Linked DNA regions of Homo sapiens: region 2 is linked to region 1. Evidence: read pairs that join two places in POLR2A ChIA-PET (ENCODE). Cell type or tissue: MCF 10A. All regions are shown on one strand. Each heading gives the region's core, and the rest is flanking DNA. Links, peaks and the distances in the headings are about the cores only.

The links. ChIA-PET counts read pairs that join two places held together with the same protein. Peaks named below come from ENCODE experiments on the same cell type or tissue, not always from the same donor. Only the 100,000 strongest peaks of a DNase experiment are listed, where the experiment ranks them.
Region 2: POLR2A ChIA-PET joins it to region 1 with 5 read pairs; 2 of 35 experiments call an interaction of 5 or more read pairs at or near these places.

The regions. Positions count from the first base shown.
Region 1 is chr1:16,247,674-16,252,068 of GRCh38, reverse strand. FBXO42 (F-box protein 42) reads left to right here. Exons shown (of 10, transcript NM_018994.3): 10 at 284-4,395. The coding sequence ends at 1,399. Among named protein-coding and RNA genes, the nearest start is that of CPLANE2, 13 kb to the right of the region's middle. In MCF 10A, for the core only: no CTCF peak of the experiment used is centred there; DNase peaks (open chromatin) are centred at 2,038 and 3,088.
Region 2 is chr1:16,307,073-16,311,467 of GRCh38, reverse strand. All of the region lies in intron 2 of FBXO42 (F-box protein 42), which reads left to right. Among named protein-coding and RNA genes, the nearest start is that of FBXO42, 43 kb to the left of the region's middle. In MCF 10A, for the core only: no CTCF peak of the experiment used is centred there; no DNase peak of the experiment used is centred there.

The DNA.
Region 1 (4,395 bases), core at 128-4,127:
TGTCTGTGAAACTTTCCCTTCTCCTTCTAACAAAAATTGATTGTTCCCTTCTCCCCACCCCTTCTGTATACATATCTCTAATGATAGCATATGTCACACAAAGCAGCGATTGTTCCCATGTCTGACTTCTAGCCTAGAGGGCAGACTACATCATTTTCATCTTCATATCTCAGGTACCTACAAAATGTCTGGCACATGACAGATGCTCATGATAAAATGTTTGACAGTTGAATGAACAATCAGAATCATAGAAGAGTGTGAGCACTGGTCCTTTGTCTTCCAGGTGGGACAGTGTGTGGTGGTCTTCAGCCAGGCTCCTAGTGGGAGAGCCCCACTCAGCCCCAGTTTGAACTCTCGCCCATCACCTATCAGTGCCACTCCTCCAGCTCTCGTTCCTGAAACCCGAGAGTACCGCTCTCAGTCTCCAGTAAGAAGCATGGATGAAGCTCCTTGTGTTAACGGCCGCTGGGGAACACTGAGACCCAGGGCTCAAAGGCAGACTCCTTCAGGTTCCCGGGAAGGGAGCCTTTCCCCAGCCAGAGGAGACGGCTCTCCTATCCTCAATGGTGGGAGTTTGTCTCCAGGAACGGCAGCTGTGGGTGGCTCTTCTTTGGACAGTCCTGTACAGGCCATATCTCCAAGTACTCCATCTGCTCCTGAAGGATACGACCTGAAAATAGGACTTTCTTTGGCCCCCCGACGAGGATCACTACCAGATCAGAAAGATCTGAGATTAGGATCCATAGATCTGAATTGGGATCTGAAACCCGCTTCCAGTAGTAATCCCATGGATGGCATGGACAATAGGACAGTTGGGGGAAGTATGAGACACCCTCCTGAACAGACAAATGGTGTGCATACCCCACCTCACGTGGCCAGTGCCCTTGCAGGGGCCGTCTCCCCAGGTGCCCTGCGTCGGAGTCTGGAAGCCATCAAAGCGATGTCCTCCAAAGGCCCCTCGGCCTCTGCAGCACTAAGTCCTCCTCTTGGGTCTTCTCCAGGCTCTCCTGGGAGCCAGAGTTTGAGCAGTGGAGAAACAGTGCCCATCCCTCGCCCAGGGCCTGCCCAAGGAGATGGACATTCCTTACCTCCCATTGCTCGCCGCCTGGGCCACCACCCTCCACAGTCCCTAAATGTTGGCAAACCCCTATACCAGAGTATGAACTGCAAGCCCATGCAGATGTACGTGCTGGACATTAAAGACACCAAGGAGAAGGGGCGGGTCAAATGGAAAGTATTTAATAGCAGTTCTGTGGTTGGACCTCCTGAAACCAGCCTGCATACCGTGGTACAAGGCAGGGGTGAACTCATCATATTTGGAGGACTCATGGACAAGAAACAGAATGTGAAGTACTATCCAAAAACAAACGCCTTGTACTTTGTACGAGCAAAGAGATAATGTGTTCTAAACCCCTTTCCTTTTCTGTGGCTTTTAATTTGGAATTTTCCAGTGTGTAAGCATTTGGACTGAGAATTGGGAAAACAAAATTACTCCCAGAAGCCAAAACTCTTTAATTCCCAACCGAAGTCACTCCAGGCTGGGATCAAATCTCCATTAAGAAAAAAAATTATATATAAATATATATATATATATTATATAGCCAACTCTGTTGACAAAAAAAGGGAGAGATTTCCATCCTGGTTCAGATAAAGTTGTTGCTGTGTTTTAACAGGGGCTGGGCTGCCTTTTTCTACCTTGCTGGTAACTAGACCAAGAAGTTAGAGAATAGACTAACATCAGTAACTTCCCAAAAGAAACTGAAGAGCCCCCTGTAAATCTTTATGTGGCCTTCTTGGAGTTAAAAAATGAAAGGGCATATGTAAGTTGCAAAGGTGGAGGGTTTTAGACTCTCATGCTTCAGGTGCTGTCGGGGTAAAAGTAACTGTTTTTCCCCTTCTCTTAAAACCACAGAGGACCTGTGACAGCTCTGCAGAAATGCCAGTGCCTGGCCCCCTCTTGCCTTTTATGGCTGAGGAAAGTTACCCAACAAAGGATTTTATTCCACATTTGTGTGCCGGGTCATTGTGAAATAATGTTTATGCAGCCAACATCTGACCGCCTAGTAGTGTCCATTGGTCTTTGGAGTGCTTCTTGTGTGTCTCAGAAAACATTTTGTGTCTGATTGTGGAAATTTCTGACAATCAATCATATTTGGTGGCAAGTTGCCAAAAAACATATTTATTCTCCTCTTTCTTCCCTTAGAACATGGTACTTGGAAACTGCCTTTTCCATTCACTTACAGGCTGCTTTTTTCTTCTACCTTTTTTCTTTTCTTTTTTTTTTTTCATATGTGGTGAAGTCCTAAAACCTGTCTGACTTTCTGTTTCTTTTACAAAGCTCAGGTGCCTACAGAAATCAGAAGCTGCTTAGAAATACTTGTGGAACCCTTTCCCTGGTGTCACTAGGGGGCCAGTAGGGAATTCTAAGATGCCAATATTGTGAGAAATCTTTGAAGCAAGCATCAAAAGATACTGTTTTTTCCCTATGGGCTTCTTTTTACTTCCAAAGCACATTGAGCACACTCATCCCATATTTGTAGAATGTGGAAATTGATTCTGGAAGGGAATTCCAATAACAGTTCTTTTTAGAAATGTTTTTTTCCTTGTGGTGACATATATTCCTCTTCCTGGCTATTGGCAGGTGATGGAGTTGAGAATCATGTACTTGACTTCTTGACGCATGGCTGACCTCAGAAACAGCTCCATCCTTTGCACTTGTCTTCTTCATGTGTCACCCAAATAGGGCTTGGGTTTTTACTTTCACTTCATTTCTGAGATTAAGGTGTAACCAAGTAGAGCATTTCTTTGCTTGATACAGAAAGTTACTAGTCTCAACCATGGCCTGGGCATAGGAGATGTCAAAATAAGTTTATTTCAAATGGCACCATTTAAATAGGGATTTTTGGTGATTTCTCATCAGTGGAAAGAGGATTTTTGTTTTGCCTTTGTTTTGTTTTGAAATTTAAATCCTAATTTCAAAACATCACCTTGCCACCCTGACACTCCTCTTTTTATTATTAGCGTTTCTCAGGCACAAAGCCTGCTGCAGCTGGCCCTGGGTCCTGGCTTTCAGCCAGCATCTGGCAGCCTAAGTGTACTGATAAGTGTGTTTTCTCCTGTTACATCATGCTGAATCCTTTCCCTTAGCCATTAGCTTTTATGATGTGGTCTTCGTAGGAAAGCCACCCTGGTGCCAAGCCTAGCTTGTGGGGAGGGGTATGTGTTCCAGAAACTGCTCTTTGTGTTCCCTTCAATGAGGAAACAACATGTGTCTACTTATGTGGCATCCAACTGCTTGGAGCTCCACACTTCCCTTTCGCGACTCAGGCTCTGGTGCTGTTGCCAATCCTTGCTTGGCAAAGACTGTTCGATCATGTGGGGTCCTTATTTACAAGGGAAAGCTGGGCCAGAAGGCTAGCAATTCAGGTGTTACCGCTATTGCTGTACCTTGTGTTAGGACATTGTGTTTGTGCATGGACTGTGCCTCCAAACTCAGTAGTTCCTATCTAAATATAAAGTATATTAGAAACCTGAAAGTACAGAATCTCAACCTTACAGTCTTTCCCTTAGTCCTGTGGCCTTCCTAAGCCAGCTGTTAACGTGTTGATTCCTTCCACTTCCCCCAAGTAGGCAGGCAACAGATATGTTGATTGTCTTAGAAAGTAATCTGGTTCCTCTGAACTCCATTGAATTCCAGTTTGACGCATACTGCCTGGAACCAGACTGTTTGCTTACAGCTTTTTAAGAAAAATCTGCCTTGTCTGCCCCCATTATGGTTGGTCTTGGTAGCTCCTGGGCACTGTGGGCGTGTACCATGGGAAAGTGATTCAACACAGTGAAGGTGATTGTCTCCTCAGGCCTCCTGAAGCCACCTGTGCGGTGGGACTTCACGTGTCTCGGCCAAGGCGAGCATTTCCACAATGCCGTGGATGCTGCAGTCAGGCCAGATTGAACCATGACCCCATTTTTCACATGATACCAATTTTGTCTTAAAATTCACTGAGAAAAATGAGACTAAATTTTTTTTAACCCTCAGGAGCACCTGAAGCAAATATTTATCCGTATTTATTGAAAATTCATTTTGTTTCTACTTGAAGCTTTAACCCCTTCCATTCCTGCAAGTGTGCCTTTTGAGAGCTCCCATGGCCTAGTGACTTCACTGGTCACCTTGTCCATCTTACTTAAGAATTTTAGTCTCTCCCTACCCTCTTGGACAGAGCTTCCTGTTCTCTTATTTCACAGGTTATACAGCAGAGCGGGTTTTGTGTTTTCATTCCTATTTCCACCCTTCATTTGGTTGGTGGACTCCACAACCTCACCCTACCCTACACTTTGGGAGCACAAATTTGGTGTTGAAACAAGCTTAAATTTCATTTTAGGGCATACTGGGCTTAC
Region 2 (4,395 bases), core at 262-4,261, 59 kb before region 1:
CACCCATGTTGGAGCACAGTGGCATGGTCATAGCTCATTGCGGCCTTGACTTCCTGGACTCAAGCAATCCTCTCGCCTCAGCCTCCCAAGTGGCTGGGACTACAAGTGTGTACCACCACACCCAGCTAATTTTTGTATTTATTTATTTATTTTTGTAGAGATGGGGTCTCACTGTGTTGCTCATGCTGGTCCTGAACTCTTGGGCTCAAGCAATCTTACCACCTGGGCCTGCTAAAGTCCTGGGATTATGAGCCACCATGCCAGGCCTTTGACCCCCTTTTTTTTTTTTTGAGACGGAGTCTCACTCTGTCGCCCAGGCTGGAGTGCAGGGGCGCGATCTCGGCTTATTGCAAGCTCCGCCTCCTGGGTTCATGCCATTCCCCAAAGTGTTGGGATTACAGGCGTGAGCCACCGTGCCCGGCGTTGACCCATTTTTTAATTGGGTTGTTTGTTTATTAATGTTGAGTTTTTTTGTTTGTTTGTTTGTTTGTTTTGAGATGGAGTCCGGCTCTGTTGCCCAGGCTGGAGTGCAGTGGCACAATATTGGCTCACTGCAACCTCCACCTTCTGGGTTCAAGCAATTTCCTGGCAATTTTTGTATTTTTAGCAGAGACAGGGTTTCACTGTGTTGGCCAGGCTGGTCTTGAACTCCTGATGTCAAGTGATCCACCAAATAAATAAATAAATAATATTTAATTTATTTGAGCACCTGCCCAAAGTGCTAGGATTACAGACGTGAGCCACCGCGCCTGGCCCTAATATTGTTGAGTTTTAAGAGTTCTTTGGATATTCTATATAACTGTCTTTTATCAGATATGTCTTTTGCAAATACTTTCTCTCAGTCTGTGGCTTATCTTCTCATTCCCTTGACAGTATTTTTCACAGAGCAGAAACTTTTAGTTTTAATGAATTCTGGCTTATCAGTTATTTTGGGGAGGGGATAAGGTCTTGCTTTGTCACCCACGCTGGAGTCTAGTGGCGTGATCAGGGCTCACTGCAGACTCAACCTCCCAGGCTCAAGCAATCCTCCAAATTCAGCTTCCCAAATAGCTGGCACTACAAGCACATGCCACCATACCCAGCTAATTTGTTTTTCTTTTTTTTTTTCAGATGGAACCTCACTCCATCACCCAGGCTGGAGTTCAGTGGCGCAGTCTCAGCTCATTGCAACCTCCACCTCCTGGGTTCAAGGAATTCTCCTGCTTCCACCTCCCAAGTAGCTGGGATTACAGGTGCATGCTACTACGCCCGGCTAATTTTTTTTTTTTTTTTTTGAGATGGAGTCTTGCTCTGTTGCCCAGGCTGGAGTGCAGTGGTGTGATCTCGGCTCACTGCAAGCTCCTCTCCCGGGTTCACGCCATTCTCCTGCCTCAGCCTCCCGAGTAGCTGGGACTACAGGCATCCACCACCACACCCGGCTAATTTTTTCTATTTTTAGTAGAGACGGGGTTTCACTGTGTTAGCCAGGATGGTCTCGATCTCCTGACCTTGTGATCTGCCTGCCTTGGCCTCCCAAAGTGCTGGGATTACAGGCGTGAGCCACTGCGCTCGGCCAATTTTTGTTTTTAGTAAGAACAAAACCTTTTTTAGTAGAGTAGGTTTTACCATGTTGACCAGGCTGGTCTCAAACTCCTGACTTCAAGTGATCACCCACCTCGGCCTCCCAAAATGCTCGGATTACAGGTGTGAGCCACTGCACCCGGCCACACCCGGCTAATGTTTTAAAAAATACTTTGTCGAGACAGGGTCTCCTTGTGTTGCCCAGGCTGGTCTTGAACTCCTGGGCTCAAGTTATCCTCCCACCTTGGCCTCCCAAAGTGTTGGGATTACAGGCGTGAGCTACCATGCCTGGCCATTCTTTCTTTCATGGATCATGCCTTTGGTACTGTGTATAAAAAGTCATCCCCAAAGTCAAGGTCTTCTAGATTTTCTCCTGTTATCTTCGAGGAGTTTTATGTTTTACATTTAGGATTGTGATTCATTTTTAGTTCATTTTCATGGAAGATGTCTAGATTCATTTTCTTGCATGTAGATTTTAATTTATTTCAGCATCATTTTTGGAAAAGGTTTTTTTCTTTAAGAGATGGGGTTGGCCAGGCGCGGTGGCTCATGCCTATAATCCCAGCACTTTGGGAGGCCAAGGTGGGTGGATCATGAGGTCAAGAGATTGAGACCATCCTGGCCAACGTGGTGAAACCCCATCTCTACTAAAAATACAAAAAGAAAAAAAAAATTAGCTGGGTATGGTGGCGCGTGCCTGTAATCCCAGCTACTTGGAAGTCTGAGGCAGGAGAATCGCTTGAATCTGGGAGTTGGAGGTTGCAGTAAGCCAAGATCGCGCCACAGCACTCCAGCCTAGGTGACAGAGTGACACTCTGTCTCAAAAAAAAAAAAAAAAAAAAAAAAAAAAGAGATGGGGTCTCCCGGCCTGGCATGGTGGCTCACGCCTGTAATCCCAGCATTTTGGGAGGCCGAGGTGGGCGGATCACTTGAGATCAGGAGTTTGAGACCAGCTTGGCCAACATGGTGAAACCCCGTCTCTACTAAAAATGCAAAATTAGCTAGGCATGGTGGCACATGCCTGTAATCTCAGCTACTTGGGAACCTGAGGCAGGGAAATCATTTGAACCTGGGAGGTGGAGGTTGCAGTCAGCTGACATTGCACCACGCACTCCAGCCTGGGCAGCAGAGTGAGACTCCTTCTCAAAAAAAAAAAAAAAAAAAAAACAGAGATGGGGTCTCCCAGCCTGAGAACATGGTCAACCTCCATCTCTATGAAACAAACAAACAAAAAAACAGAAATTAGCTGAGTGCAGTGGTGTGTGCCTGTAGTCCCAGCTACTTGGAGGCTGAGGTGGAAGGATCCCTTGTGCTCAGGAGGCAGAGATTGTGGTGAACGGGGATCGTGCCACTGCACTCCATCCTAGGTGACAGAGTGAGACTCAGTCTAAAGGAAAAAAAAAAAAAAAAAAAGAGAGATGGGTCTCACTGTGTTTCCCAGGCTGAAATTCAATGGCTGTTCACAAGTGGGATCATTGTGCACTACAGCCTCGAACTCCTGGGCTCAAGCGATCCTCCTGCCTTGCTTCTCATGTAGCTAGGACCACAGGCATACACCACTGAGCCTGGCAAAAGGCTGTCTTTTCTGCATTGCATTACTTTTGCTTCTTTGTCAAAGATCAGTAAAGGCTGGACACAGTGGCTCACGCCTGTAATTCCAACACTTTGAGAGGCTGAGATGGGAGGAACACTTGAGCTCAGGAGTTTGAGACCAGTCTGGACAATATAGTGAGACCCCACCTCTATTAAAAAAAAATGAATGGACTGTATTTGTATGGGTCTATTTCTTGGCTCTCTATTCTGTTCCATTGATTTATTTGTTTATTATTTGCAAATACCACACTGTCTTGATTACTGTAGCTTTTATAGTAAGTCTTGAAGTCAGGTGGTATCAATCTTCTGACTTTGTTCTCCTCCTTCCATGTTTTCTTGGCTATTCTGGGTCTTGTGCTTCTCCACATAAACTGTGGAAACAGTTTGTCGATATTCACAAAATAATTTGCTGGGGTTTTGACTAGGATTGCATTGAATCTGTTGATCAAGTTGGGAAGAACTGACATCTTGACAATATTGAGTCTTCTTATCCTATCCATGAACATGGACTATCTCTTTATTTAGTTCTTTGATTTCTTTCATCATAGTTTTATGGGTTTCCTCATATAGATTTTGTATGTATTTTGTTATATCTAAGTATTTCATTTTTTGGTGCGAATGTATATGTGTTTTAATTTCAAATTATGTGTTTTAATTTCAAATTCTACTTGTTCATTGTTGTATGCTAACCTTGTATCCTGCAATCTTGCTTATTAGCTCTAGGACCAAGACAGGTTATGATTCCATAATCAATTCCTCTCCATTGTTATATGTTCGTCTTTTTTTTTTTTGCTTGTTTTTTAAGAGACAGGGTCTCACTGTCTTGCCCAGGCTGGAGTGCAGTGGCATGGCATGATCATAGGCATGATCACTGCTGCCTTGAACTCCTGGGCACAGGTGATCCTCCCTCCTCTGCCTCCCAAGTAGCTAGGACTACAAGTGCAGACCACCATGCCTGGCTAATTTTTAATTTTTTTGCAGAGAAATGGGGTCTTGCTATGTTGCCCGGGCTGGTCTCAAACTCCTGGCTTCAAGCTATCCTTCTGCTTTGGCTTCCTAAAGCACTGGGATTACAGGTGTGAGCCACTGCGCCTGGCCTCTCATCTTTTAGAAAACTTTTCCTGGTTGGGCATGGTAGCTCATACCTGTAGTCCCAACATTTTGGGAGGCTTAGGCGGGTGGATCGCCTGAGGTGGGGAGTTCGAGACCAGCCTGGCCACTGTGGTGAAACCCTGTCTCTAC